Regions from separate parts of the Homo sapiens genome. Here region 2 is linked to region 1. The links are chromatin loops, found by intact Hi-C in ENCODE. Cell type or tissue: Calu3. All regions are shown on one strand. Links, peaks and the distances in the headings refer to the core of each region. The heading gives the core; the rest is flanking DNA. Region 1 overlaps LOC440742 (a long non-coding RNA gene). Region 2 overlaps AKT3 (AKT serine/threonine kinase 3).

The links. Peaks named below come from ENCODE experiments on the same cell type or tissue, not always from the same donor. Only the 100,000 strongest peaks of a DNase experiment are listed, where the experiment ranks them.
Region 2: a loop joins it to region 1, with 2.0 times the contacts of the local background. A loop is called at or near these places in 6 of 110 quality-filtered maps.

Annotation. Positions count from the first base shown.
Region 1 is chr1:244,066,202-244,070,600 of GRCh38, reverse strand. It overlaps LOC440742 (a long non-coding RNA gene), which reads right to left. Exons shown (of 3, transcript NR_188395.1): 3 at 2,691-4,399. Among named protein-coding and RNA genes, the nearest start is that of ZBTB18, 17 kb to the right of the region's middle. RefSeq lists a silencer at 2,440-2,734. In Calu3, for the core only: no CTCF peak of the experiment used is centred there; DNase peaks (open chromatin) are centred at 2,480, 2,944 and 3,220.
Region 2 is chr1:243,711,134-243,715,532 of GRCh38, reverse strand. All of the region lies in intron 2 of AKT3 (AKT serine/threonine kinase 3), which reads left to right. Among named protein-coding and RNA genes, the nearest start is that of AKT3-IT1, 81 kb to the left of the region's middle. RefSeq lists an enhancer at 942-2,368. In Calu3, for the core only: a CTCF peak has its summit at 2,478; no DNase peak of the experiment used is centred there.

The DNA.
Region 1 (4,399 bases), core at 316-4,315:
TAAAAAATGAAATAGTGGTTCTCTGCTCTTGGCTCAGGAAAGCCAGGTCTCCCAGGGGCTGGAAAGAGGGACCTTCTAAGGGACAACTTCATTTTCAGACAGTGGCACTGAAAGCACGGGAGAAGGGGAGTGTGACTTTGTCAGTAGCCAGTACCCTGGCTGATGCTCCCGGGTGCTCAGTCTCAGAGGGCCTGGTTCCCATTAACCTGCACTGATGCTCTCGACGCCTCCATGCCCTCGCCTCCTAGATTCCGGTGTTTCTACGTGGAGAACACACATTCCACACCTGCTGTGAATACAGAGCTCTTCAGTGACACGAGTCTCCTTCCTCCGTCCCGAACACGGGGAAAGGGGAGACATCTTCTTTGTTCATGGGTGCTGTTGTCTGATCACCCTCTGTCCCACCCACAGGGCATCTGGATCAGTATTAAATAGCTGAAGGGTCGGCTCAGCAATTGAGTCACATGGCCTCCGCAGCATGGATCAAGTAAGGGTTTCAGAAAAATGTATGTGAACATGCTCCAAGACTGTAAGGTCATAAGGGAAGAAGATTAGATAAGCCAAGTTAAGTGAAAAGTAATTGATATTTTACTGTACTTTTTTTAAAAAAAAAAACAACATTATTTCACTTAACCATTTGGCCATGGGTTAGAAATGAACTCTGGAGACACCAAAAGGGAGAATATACTATTCTCACTTCCAAAGAAATAATATTTTCTCCTCATTTCCCTTTAATTTTCGTTGAGATATGTAAAGAGCCCCCATTGCTTCGTCAGCTCAGCACCAGCCGCATTCTGGGAAACTGTCTGCCCTGCTCCCATGCCCCCTGTGCATGCATATGCGGTGCCTTCAATATGGCACCATGGGAGACTAACTTTTGCTACAACGGGCCTCACCCTTGGCACCGACCATTGGTCAAGAGGTGGGCACCTGATCCAAACGGGCCAATCATAGCCCTCCCCCCAGGATTTGGGAACTGCAACTGACAAAAGAAGTCAGTCTCTCTCTGGGTGTCTGAAAATGAAGGCATGTAAATGCAGAAGCAGTTGGCAGCCCTGTTCCACCATGTGGACTGAGGAATAGAAAATGCCAATCAGCAGAAAGAGAATCAGAGGCAAGGAGAGGAGAGCAAATCCAGACGGCATTTGAGCTTCTAGTTCTAGCTGCTTGCAAGGCCTAGCCATATTCCTCTTTTGGATTCCATTGAATCCAAGTAGCCTTATAATAAAATTCTTTTTTGGCTTAAACTCACTTAAGTTGGATTTCTCTTCCTTGCAACCAAAGAGTTTTAACTAATATGAGAACATAGTCCTATTTCAGTCTCGCTTACATGCTAATCTTAAATTCCTCAACCATTTTACTTTGTGACTTCAAAATGAAAAAAAAAGTGAAAATATTTGAGTTAGACTCTTATGCAAATTAGACTGCAATCATTCTCTTGGACTGTTTCTTCACAGAACACTGATAGCGTTTTGCTCCATGCTGGAATGGATTAAGTACAAGCTAGAAATATAAAAAATGACTAGGTTGGTGGTGTGGCTGTCCATGGTGGATTGTGGCATTTTTATGATTGTCACTAGAAATTTGATTTTCTCTCATTTTAAAGTCCATTTGCAATTGTGTTGTGTTCTCTTTTGACAATCTACCGAAGTCAAATGATCTCTGATCTTTAGGCCTATCAGCATCTCCTTGGACACTCCACATCCCATGAACCACATCCAAAAGCGATGGTCCTTGGTGTGCCACTTCCTGTTGAAGCTGCCTGTCTACCAGAATTAGCCTTTTCAAAGGCAAGGCCCTGTCGGGGAAGGTGACGGGGAGCTGTCCAACCAAGACTCTGTGAAGGAGCTGAACAAACAGAAAATCACTCTGCAAGACTCATAGGAATGACTCCTTAGGAGTCATTCTCTCTGATAGACGGCAACAAAAACAAAGGTGATATTGCCTCATCATCTTTCTTAAAGGTAGGTGTTTAACATTTTTAAAATCCATGGAAGTGGACTGGGTTCGGTGGCTCATGCCTGTAATCCTAGCACATTTGGAGAACAAGGAGGGCAAATCGCTTGAGCCCAGGAATTTGAGACCAGCCTGGGCAACATGGCAAAACCCTGTTTCTACAAAAAAAAAAAAAAAAAAAAAATTAGCCAGGAAGCGCACGCCTGTTGTCCCAGCTACTCAGGAGGCTGAGATGGGAGGATGACTTGGGCCGGGAGTTCGAGGCTACAGTGGGCCACAATTGCACCACTGAGCTCCAACCTAGGTGACAGAGCAAGACCCTATCTCAAAACAAAACATACAAAACAAAACATGGAACTAGACAAGCTCTTGCCTGATATCTACTTAGGATCTCTCAGGTTTCTCCTGTTAAAAAATACAAATAACCCAAAAGCCACTAGACTTGAGCAAAGACAAGGAAGCGTGTGTCTAGCACATGGCCAGCATGCATGGGCATAACTGTAGTTAGATATTAAAACCCGAAGGCTGGTGGAAACAGTCAGCAGCCCGGTCAGTGCCCTCCCTTATCAGAGTGAGTGTGTCTTTGATCCCAATGAGCCTCAGAAGCTTGAGCAGTATATTAGTCATCATTTCTACTCTAATTAGAAAAGATTTCTTTGTTCCCAGCCCAAGTTCAATCAGCATTTCTGTTAAACAGTAAAAAAAAAAAAAATGAAGTTGGAAAAACATTCGAGTCATTTGGCCCAAAAGGTTTATTTTAAAGATGAAGAGATGAAGTCACTTGTTCAAGACTGCACAGCTGGTTATCAGAGGACTTGAGGGCAGAACTCATGTCACTCCTCACTCATAGTTCCAGGTTCTTAGAAACAAGCACTTTTCAGAAAGTGCTCAGGCCCTCACCCCAAACCTCACTGCTCCTGGATAACCCTGCACGTGTCGAAGCTGTAGATGTCTAAGAAATCAAGGGCACTGGCTTTTCTGCATTCTCCAGGGAGAAAGTTCCAAGGCACTGGGGAGCCAGGGCAGCGGGGTTTTCAAAGGCCTGCAGCGGGAGCCCTGCTCACAGGGATGCCATCCAGATGTCCTCATGTCCCCTCTGCACATGAAAGCCTCACACTGCTCCCGTCCCCTCCAGTCCCCCCTGCCTCCCACAGCAGCAGAACTGCACGAGGCTTCCCCCAGCCCCGGGGCACACATTCAAAACACCTAGGAACGCCGCTGGGAACTCCCGCCTGAAAGGACAGGCCGCCGGCTGCAGGGCGCTGAGATGGATGCAGGGACCTGCCCTTTTCCTCCGTCCGCTGGTTGCCTCCACTGGTCATTTGCTGTGGCAGGGCAGAAGAAAACAACGAAATCGCAGGGCACACAGAAGTCAAACTGACACATAACCACACTCAGAGGAGAGGACCCAACTGCTAAGCAGCTTGAATGGGAAAGTGAGAAAAGCATGGGGTTTTCACATAGCAGGTGGAGTTCGATGCAAACCATCCGGAGCGTCTTGCTAATCATTAGCGATGGCACCTTTGCTCGGTTTCAAGGAGTGCAGTTTCAGGGGCAGTGTTCCCCCTTGAGAAAGAGGCGGTAAAAACAATATACATTTGTTTAAGCTTAGGATGTGAAACACACTGATGTCATGTCTCCTTGGCTTTCCAGGTGAAGGATCGCGGTGTCACCTTTAGGATCCCTCGCCTGAAGTCAGGACTCACCTGAGCAGAATGATGGCTTCTCAGTGAATCCCACTTCCCACTTGCATTTCCAGAGACAAGTCTGGTTCCTCTAGATTCACACACACATAAAGAAATAGTTATCCTTCTCCTTGCCCCTGATCTCCCACTGAACAATGCCTGGGATATGTGGGTTTTGGAGTGTCTATCAGGAAGGATGTGTGGAGGATTTCTCGACCCCTATTATTTTCCTTTCTGTGTACAAGGCATGTGTCGGTTGCTACCTGAGCAGAGGTGGCAGCTCCATATAGGCTGGCTAAGAGAAGAAAACTGTTCTCACTCAGATTCTATAAATTACTCGCATTCTCACTTTAATATCAAGTATGATATATATTAGAGTGCATGGTTTTGGCTAGAATCAATTTGGAAGGCTGTCAAATAAAACACAAAATGGGAAAATAAATCCAAAGGAAAATTGATGACATGATTTTACTCCCATTACATTCCACTTAACAAATGCATATGTTTTACAATATCTTTAATAATAATTATTAAACATAGTAAAATACTTCCAAACTTGGCTCATTGCATAATTGTACTTCGAGTGAAAAAAAAATTATCTGAAGTCTTGTCAATATGCCACTTCCTCCTCCCCCAGCTTTTAACAGAAGCAGCCTCCAGTGGAATAATCCAAGCTGTGTTCAAGAAGTTGGCAAGTAGGTCCAATTAAATGTGGTTTTACTGTATTCTGGCGTTTGCATATCTAGTTTGCCAAGAAG
Region 2 (4,399 bases), core at 234-4,233, 350 kb after region 1:
GTTTGAAAGTATGCAGAATCAGACTTCTGTTGTTGGTCACATATTTCTCAATCAAAACATCTGTCTATGTCGAAACCAAAGTCGGCCCAGTATAATGAACTTTTAAGACCCATGTTAATATTTAAAAATATTTGGTAAACTGTAAAGCAGTATACAAAAGTGAATATTTTTATCCAAGGTGTAAATTGGTCATATGGCCCAATACCAGTAGCATAAAGGGAAGCCACTATACTAGTAGTGGGTGACCAAGTTTATTTCTGTTAAGCCAAAATGGAGATTTATTGTAGAAAATTATTAGTGGTACTTTCTGGATGAAGCCATTCCTTCTTAATGTAATTATGCCCAATTTCCTGGGTGGAGTCACAGTCTTTCTTCTAAAGACAGATTACTTCAAGCTTTAGTAGGGACTCTTAGTTCTGTCTTGAACTAACAATACCTTAAAATATTCTGCTTCTTCATGTCCCCAAAATATTGATCAGAAGGATACTTGTGGTCAAATGGATGCTGTAGAAATTCAAACCAGTGATTTTACTCCACTTGAAATTTAAAGGATTCATATGAGTTCTAGTTGAGTATGTCAGTTTTAGAACATAGTTTATATTGAGTAAACACAGAATATTTTACCTAAAAGGGTCACACAGATGTCATTACAGTGAATTTACTTCTGATTAAACTAATCTTGTTCCCTATATATTTTGATATATATTGTGCCATGATAACCAGTGTACTATTAGTGTTATTAAAGTCTTTCTTCAAATAGTAGATTTTTATAGAATTTTGAAGTAGACAAAATAAGTCAATTTATGTTTAGATTTAAAAAAAATGTGAAAGCTTTTCTATATTCTCCTCCCCGTGCCAGATAGGTGCTTGGCACAGAGTACTTAATAACTATTTAATAAATGACAGAATTTCTTTTCCTAAAATTTTTAGGACATATGCAAGGAAATTTCTCTTGCATCTAGGTTTACTGATGTATATGAGGAAGAGTTACATCTGCTTCAGTGAAATACAAAATTAAACCAGGTGATCTTTCTGAAAAATTATTCTTATGGTGACATATCAGAAATCTTATCAACAGCTATAGTTTATTCTGTTGGAATTTTCAAAATACACTGTGCCTTAACTTAGAAACACTCCAATGAACTTGTATTCATTAGTGTTTTGTTGAGTTAAAGAAAAAATATCTGTACAAAGTGGACACATTGTTTAATTTTGTTTTGCATTTTACTAGATTGCAGTGCAAGGCCAATAAATTAAACCTAGGCAGTTCTCTTGCTAATTACACACAACTTATCTTGAGTATCAGATATTCAAATCCATTTTATGAATATGGTAGAGAGAATAACAACTGTAAAACAAAGCAGTGTGCATGTAAGTGACTGTTAGCGTGCATTTCAGAAAGGATAAATGCTCACCATATGGTACAATTACTGTGTCCAAGTTTTCAAATTAGCTTCTCTCATCCTCCTTATTACTGTCTTTAAAAAGAGAGGAAAAAACCCAACATGATTTATCTACTCTGCAGCAGAACTCTTGACGCAAAACAGCAGCCCAGTTCTGTCCAGTTTTTTTTTCCCTTAGCATAATAGAGGCTGTCGGACTTTTTTATACTAATTACTGTGTGAGCCTCAGATGAACCCCCTTCAATTCACAGGGCTTTGTTAAGGGAGGAGCTGTCAATGTGTCTGCCCGTTTGCAGCTGTGCTGTGGCTTTAGCTTGCTTAACATTATGCTGCTTTTTAGACTTGACAGAAGGGATTTTTTTTTTTTTTTTTTTTTTTTTTTTATTAAGGCAAAGCAGCCTTGTAGCGAAATGGTTTAAGCAGCTGCATTGTAGGGAAGCACAAAGAAGTTATTATTGTGTCTGTTTAGGGGGGTAGGATGGAGGGGGAGATATTCGGCTGCTGTTGATGCCGATTGTTGACTTGCCATCTGCCAGATAGGGAGAAGAAAAAAATGACAGCTCCAGCAGGGTGTTCAAGAGGTTGTTTGGAGAGACGCATAAACATGTGCAGATGTCGAACTGAATAATGGCTAGAACTTGAGACGGTTTATGATGCTGCTGATGTTTGTGCATATACAGAATGAATGTATGTGTGGATTTGGTTAACCAAGGGTACATACTAATTATCATTGTTTTCCTGCATCCCCCCTCCCTTATTTCGTTAATTAGTTTAGGGGTTTAATACTTCCTCTTCTCTCCCTTATTCATGTCTAGTTTTAGAAAGCAACTTCTTTAAATGGCAATACAAAGTTTCTTATTTCTCCGTGTTGATGGTAGATAACCTGTTTGGCTAATGTTAGGTGTGTACTGCTAACTGCCAAGAGGAGCTTTTGATGAAGGAATCAGTCAGGTGATTTGGTGTGATCTTAATGCATACATGAACGTTTTAACACTAGTCGGCACATAAACTATTTTAAACTGAATCGATTTGTTTCATAGCCTACCACTAGGGGTGAGGTAGAGAGTACCCAGTTTATTTTGTAAGTAATTCCATAATACTTTGAACTTAAATGTCGTTAGTTGTGAAACAAAGTTATATAGTAACCTGGCCTTTTTGATCAGTACATACTCTTTTTCTCATGGTTGTCATGGATTCTATAAATGACAAGCGTGCATTTTTATCAAGCATTAATGAGTTGGTTGTATATTTCCTTCTGATACATTCTTGACATTAGGTGTTAGAGATTTGATATATCTGGAATGTTTTCAAATGCTGTGATAACATTTATATTTAGATGGAAGTGAGCATGTTTACTTAAATGTCTGGTTTATTACTTTCACCTTAAATAATTGAGAAGAAACAGTGACCTTAGGTAAAAATTTTCCATATTACTTATTTTCTAGAACACCAAAAATTTTTGTAACATTTCAGAACCAATCAATATGAATGGAATAACTAGAAAACAAAAAAGAGAAGCTCTGACTTTTCTCCTTTTTTCTTTTTTCCGCCCAATGTGGACTTAACATTTCAAAAAAAAATATGTGTGGAGAATTAAAAAGTGCTTATGTTGACTTTTGGAACTCATGCCTTCCTAAAACATTTAAGGTTTTGTTGCATAATTATCAAGCAGAAATTGCCCAAAGCATGGTTGAAAGGCCAACGTACTGACAGAGCTTCGTGTCCAGAGTAATGTCTTTCTGAAAGAATTAAAGGAAGGTTATCTGTTATTTTCTGCTTTTCATAAAGAAATAGAGGTCAGGTCTATCTAGAAAAAACTTTCTCTCTCACCGTCAGTTTTTACTCAAGTGACTCTAATCCGTGTTTGCTGAAAAGGCATAGAAAATCATCAGCCACCTTGACTTTTCCTTTGTCTCATGTATTTATTTCTTTTATATAGGTGGCCGTGAATATATCCATATTTGTGTGTAGGATTATGTCCATGTATTTACAGTTTCATAGTCAATCCTAATATCCCTACCAAGTTTGGAGGCGAGCAGTATGCCATTTTTTAAGTAGAAGGTGTTTGTTATTAAAGTGAGAGGGTATGGTTTGTCAGTGGTCAGGATATTAATGAGTGACTGGGAAAAGCAAGCTTATACCAACTTTTATACACAAGCAAACTTGCAGGTCTATGCTTTATTAATGATATGTTACTTCTGATTCTTTCAGAGCCATTTGCTAAATCTTAGTAGTACAGGCAAGTATACATATTAAGGTGATTGAAATATTAAAGGCAGAATGTCTTTGAAGTTACAAAGACCAGATTTAAATATCACTTAACTTAGATGAGTGAATTTACTCATAGTCACTTAAACTATTTAAATGTGAATTTCTTCATCTTTTGAAAGAAGGAAACAATACTTGCTATTCAAGGATCTTGTGAAAACAAAATGAGATAATATATTTAGAATGTCTTGAATGAATTCAGTAGTAGCTGTTAGTATTTTTATTAGGTGTTATGTGCAAGTCTAGAGCTCTGTAGCTATTACAATTGGAGTATTTATATAATGCTCTGACTATCATAGAATAAGAATACCAAGCTGTAGAGGCTGTTTGAGAGAATGGTCACAGATAGAAGGTTGTTTCTTGGAACCTTATGTTTATTTAGGGATATATGATTGTTTTATAAATGTGGAGGGAAATAAATTATTTAAAGAAAATATAAAGAAAACAGTTGGATAAAAGTATTTCGGATGTATGGTATTAGTGGTTATTTAGTGATGATGATTTCAAATTTTGTTCTTTTGTTTGTTTGTTTTTGAGATGGAGTCTCACTCCGTCACCCAGGCTGGAGTGCAATGGCATGGTCTGAGCTCCCTGCAACCTCCACCTCCTGGGTTCAAGGGTTTCAAGCGATTCTCCTGCCTCAGCCTCCCGAGTAGCTGGGACTACAGGCACGTGCCACCACACCTGGCTAATTTTTGTATTTTTAGTAGAGACGGGGTTTCACTTTG